2 separate regions of the Homo sapiens genome follow, and region 2 is linked to region 1. A link is a contact called in ENCODE POLR2A ChIA-PET data. All regions are on one chromosome and are shown on one strand. The core of a region is the stretch at or near the end of the contact, and the rest is flanking DNA. Distances in the headings are between cores, read along the strand shown.

Region 1 (2,704 bases), core at 73-2,572:
TTGTATCCTCAACCTTGTTATGTAGGGAAGGGAAAAGTTTAGGGAAGTATTTTTATACTTTGTTGAAACATCTGATTTTTATCTCCTAATGATACTTTCAACATAATCTATTGTAAAAGAGACCTTCAACTTTTCATAGCTGAATTTGTCGTATTTAAATGTTTGTCAATTGTGAATCATGATTTCTTGTACCTTTTTCAGTATGAAATACTTACATTAATCCTAACCTTGCTGTAATTTCATGGCTAATGTGTAATTGAATGTTTTCTACTACTGGGCAGCTGTTTGGCTGTTAATCTTTGTTTTTTTTGTTTGTTTGTTTGTTTTGTTTGTTTTAATGTCCATAAAACACCCTTCTTGCTTTCATGGAGCAGAGCTTCAAATCTAAATTTGGGTTTCTTTGCCCATTTTTAAATAATGCTTACAAAAGAATGGCTTTGAATAATGTTAAGTGACTTTACCTTCAGTGGTGATCGAAAGAAAATTAGTAATATTCAATCCATTCTTAGTACCTTGTGTAATGAACACGCATGCTTGTTTCACCTATAATTACGACTAAACAGGAAGTTAATACCTTGTCAGTGATGCAGTGAGATACTGTGCAGTGCCTACTGTTAAACCTTAAGATAAAAAAGGATTTCTCAGAAGAAATTTCAAATTAAAATGTGTTTTAAAGGGACTATTTGGAGTTTTGTGAAATTGTTCATATCTTTTTGCCAAGCATCCTTCTCTTGAAATAACCATGTTTCTGAAGTTTGTTGTTCCCTGCCTTGATATTCGCATCTACATATTTTATACAGACATTTCATAACATTAAAGTTAATAAAACTTTATAGTAAACCAGATCTTTATATGAACAGTTACAGTAGTTACTGTCTGCCTGATGGACAGCTAATTGCACTGCACTTCGACCTCTATTGTTGGTTCGCACCTTTGTATTTTTCTAGGTTGGTTGTAAAGTCTTCTTGAGGATGATTCTTAAAATTTCTTAAGGCACTTACTCCCTTTGTTTCCCACCTCATTTTATCATCTCTTCCAGTCCCCAAAGCAGTGTTTTGTGTTGCTCAGTATAGGTTTTTGAGGCAAGGGCTGTTTTTATAATGCTGATTCACAGTCATACAAATCTTGTCTTTTGAGTCATGTAAATCTTGTCTTTAGTTCTGAAAGAAATAGACTCTCAAATAGAATACAAGAAATTAACCTTTAGTAATGGCATAAGCTTTTAGTTTTCCGGAAAGTGCTGAGAGGAAATGTATCTATACTACTGCGTTCTGTCCTCTGTATGACCTTTGTGTGATGACGTGCAAAATAGATGGTAGAGATTGGGATAACAAATGATTTGTGGAACATCGTGGTGATAATTTTACTGTCTTAAAGGTAGAATCCATGAACTTGGCCTTGCCACTATATAGGCTTTTGAATTTTGACAAGCCTTGGGGGGATGAAACCTAGAATAAGTTATTTATGGCGTTACGCTTTAATAGGGTTGACACTTAAAACCTTGTTTTCATAAATGCTACCTTTTGGTTATGTTGATCTGATGAACAGATACTGGCTGTCATTGAAAGAAAGTTAACCGAATGTTCAGATACTTATTGGGCTCCTGGAACATGGCTGCTCTGTAGCTTCATGAATATTCATAATATTCATAAATATTTGTGAATAAATATTTTTAGTATTTCCAATTTATAAGCTCTTTGAAAGGAGGGAATTTTTTTTTTTTTTTTTGAGGCGGAGTCTTGGTCAGCTGCCCAGGCTAGAGTGCAGTGGCGCAACTGCGGCTTACTGCAACCACCGTCTCCTGGGTTCAAGCAATTCTCCTGTCTCAGCCTCTCGAGTAGCTGGGATTACAGGCACCCGCCATCATGCCCGGCTAATTTTTATATTTTAGTAGAGATGGGATTTCACGATGTTGGCCAGGCTGGTCTTGAATTCCTGACCTCAGGTGATCCGCCTGCCTTGGCTTCCCAAAGTGCTAGGATTACAAGCGTGAGCCACCACGCCCAGCAAGGGAGGGGACATTCTTATGTTTCTCCTAGCATCCTTTCAGGTCTTTAATGTTTTCAATACCTTGGCCTACTGTTCTTTGTAGCCTGTGGTTGGTCACCACTGCTAGTACCACTTATCATTGAATGAGGAAGATAGAGAATAGAGAAGCAGAAAGCATAGTTTAACATCTCCAACAATCAACTGTTAAATCCCATATCCCATAGTGACTACAGTAAAGGTCTTCCTCAAGATAAACCATTTGCAGGCTTTGTATTAAAAATCTCATGTAAGGAATGTTTCAGAATAAAAAAAAAAATAGTGACCAAACCCATTACTGCTTAAATCATGTACTTCCAGATGAGAACACTCACCAGTGGCTTAAGCTGTACCTGTTGGTTGCCTTTTAGAGAGATTTTTTTGGTGAAAAAAATCCTGCCCTATTTTCTACCATGGTGCCCACCAGGTCTTCAGGAAATAGGCAAACAACTCAGTTGTGTAAAGTCTGTTGCTGTCTCAAATTTCTTTGTAGTGTTTTAACTAATGAGGCGAACTAGACCATGTGAGAGCTTTGAGAGGGTCTCATTTACCTAGCTTAGAAAGAAGGCAGAGGGGTCTCCTTGACTTCTTTTCCTATAGGTTTTTTAAGGCTTTTAAATACAAGTATTTTTTCCAGTGAGAAGGTCTGGATTCTCACACTAGCCAAGTGTGCAGAAAG
Region 2 (2,704 bases), core at 61-2,560, 7.5 Mb before region 1:
CCAGCCTGGGTAACAGAGCGATGTTCCTTTAATTCCAGAGAAGTTGCTAATTTTCTGTAAAAACTCCTTTATGAGAAATGATATTCATGTGGAAAGAATATTCTCTTTATACCCTGATGTGTTATTAATTTCACATCTCTGGGATAAAGCCAGATCATCAGAAAGATTTATGCTTAGAATATCCTCTACATCCCCGGCTACTCTTACTGATATAAGCTCTGATATAATGCTTTAGCTTTTGAAAAATCACCTGATCAGAAAATTTGATTAACATTCTCTTATATAAAACAATTTGACTAGGCTGGGCGCGGTGGCTCACGCCTGTAATCACAGCACTTTGGGAGGCCGAGGCAGGTGGATCACTTGAGGTCAGGAGTTCAAGACCAGGCCTGGCATGGTGGCTCATGCCTATAATCCCAGCACTTTGAGAGGCCAAGGCGGGTAGAAAACCTGAGGTCAGGAGTTCAAGACCAGCCTGGCCAACATGGTGAAACCCCGTCTCTACTCAAAATGCAAAAATTAGCCAGGCGTGGTAAGCAGGCACCTGTAATCCCAGCTACTCAGGATATTGAGGCAGGAGAATCGCTTGAACCCTTGAACCTGGGAGGTCGCAGTGAGCCGAAATCACGCCACTGCACTCCAGCCTGGGTGACAGAGCAAGACTTCCTTCTCAAAAAAAAAATAAAAAAAAAAGAATGTTCAGAGAAAGACTTACTGATCCTGAATGCTGGCTCCCCAAATTATCACTATGACAACCTGTCGAAAAGACAAAGCTGAGCTTATATTGATCTTGGGAAGGGAGTACTCCCTCCACAGAATCTTAGAGCATCTCAGAAGAGGGAGAACAAAGTCAGGATATTTACTGGGACTCTAAGTCAGTTTAAGACAGATCTTATCCGATATCAGTGCTTAATTAACACTCTGTAAGGATTATGACTTAATAGTTTAAGATTCGTGGTCACAGCAAAGTGAAGATGTAAAGGCAAGGTTTTCAAAGAGTCTTGGGTTCAAGCAGTCTTGGGGTTTCAACTGTAGTTTTGATATGGCTCCCATGACTGGAGGAACAAATTGATGCTTTTCATGAAGAGTTGATGGCCTTTTGGGACATTGCTGAAATGAATGATAATGTTATTCACAACTTTTATCTTCTTCAGCAAGAGTTTCCTAGAATAGTAAAGCTATGTTGATGAAACCTAGAATAACAAAGGCCTGTAAATATACACAGTAAGCTATGTGGGTGTATACAGTTTCGGTTCTCACTGACAAAACGAAATTTGAGCTCATTCTCAAAGGAGTGAGGGAATGAGTCATGCCAACATTTGAAAGCAGAGTTCCAAGCCAGGCCCAAGTCCAACTTTTGCAGGGCCTGTGGCAAGGTTATAGATGAATGCCTACTATATGCCCAAATATTTAAGTGTTGGAAATCAAGTTAGCAAACCTTTTTTTCTTAGAGATGGGGTCTCACTATGTTGACCAGGCTGGTCTCGAACTCCTGGCCTCAAAGAATCCTCCCATCTCAGCCTCACAAATGCTGGGATTACAGGCATGAGCCACTGTGCCTGGCCTAGTAAACTCTTAAATAAAATGTTAGCCAGGTGGGGTGGCATGCGCCTCTAGTGCCCCCTACTCCAGAAGCTAAGGCAGGAGGATCCCTTGGGCCCAGAAGTTCGAGGCTACAGTAAGCTATGTTCGTTCCACTGCACTCCAGCCAGGATGACAGAGCAAAACTCCGACTCTAAAACAAAGCAAAACAAAACAAAACAAAACAAAATGCCCAATCAACACCCTCCAATAAAACAAAATAAACTGGTTACTTTAAAAATAAATAAATAAATAAAATGTTTTAGGTGCCTACCTTGATAAATATAACTTTATAGTGACTAAGTAAAAAAACATGTAAAGTTATGCTTTTTATGTGCCTGAAAAACATCAAAGACAACTAATATATTCACACGTGTGTATATCTGAGTATTCTATTGATGTGTAGTTGAATAATAAAATAAGGACACATACACCATATAAATCATTTTATAGTATACTTATTTCATAAAATTTTATTTCTTTGCCTTCATTTGAGGAAAATCATGAATTCAATTGTTATAATAAAGATTTTCACATATTTTGTTTTTATATTGACAACAGTGATCTAAAGATACACTGTCCTATACGGTACACACTGAGCATTTGAAGTGTGAGGCCTGTCCAAACTGAGATGTATTATGAGTGTAAAATACATACTTATTCCAAGGCTTAATATTTTTAAAAAAGTAAACTATCTCATTAATAATTTTATACTGAATACATATTTAAATGGTAATGATTTTAATATACTAGTAAATAGAATATATTATTAAAATTAATTTTACTTTTTTTACTTCTTTCATGTGACTATTAGAACATTTAGAATTACAATGTGGCTCACGTTTGTGACTCATGTTATATTTCTTTTTTTTCAGCTTTATTGAGGTATAATTGACAAAGAAAAATTATATCTATTTAACGTGTTCAACTTGTTGATTTGATGTACATATACTTTGTGTAATAATTACCAAAATCAAATTAATTAACACATCCATCACCATATATATGTACTCTGTGTGTGTGTGTGTGTGTGTGATAAGAACACTTAAGGCATACTCTCTGGCAAATTTTAAGTAAACAATACAGTATTATTAACTGTAGCTATCATGCTGTACAATAGATC

Evidence for each region. ChIA-PET counts read pairs that join two places held with the same protein, here RNA polymerase II (POLR2A).
Region 2: POLR2A ChIA-PET joins it to region 1 with 12 read pairs in PC-9. The contact joins two enhancer-like sites. POLR2A ChIA-PET finds 5 or more read pairs at or near these places in 2 of 52 experiments (PC-9 and activated CD4-positive, alpha-beta T cell).

What each region holds. Positions count from the first base shown.
Region 1 is chr4:102,818,354-102,821,057 of GRCh38, reverse strand. All of the region lies in intron 2 of UBE2D3 (ubiquitin conjugating enzyme E2 D3), which reads left to right. Among named protein-coding and RNA genes, the nearest start is that of UBE2D3, 7.8 kb to the left of the region's middle. Within about 2 kb of position 1,322, at least 4 of the 41 ENCODE cell types and tissues checked have a DNase peak (open chromatin) inside an H3K27ac peak, as active enhancers do.
Region 2 is chr4:110,285,902-110,288,605 of GRCh38, reverse strand. It overlaps the pseudogene ZBED1P1. Among named protein-coding and RNA genes, the nearest start is that of ELOVL6, 89 kb to the right of the region's middle. RefSeq lists an enhancer at 1,247-1,336. Within about 2 kb of position 1,310, at least 3 of the 41 ENCODE cell types and tissues checked have a DNase peak (open chromatin) inside an H3K27ac peak, as active enhancers do.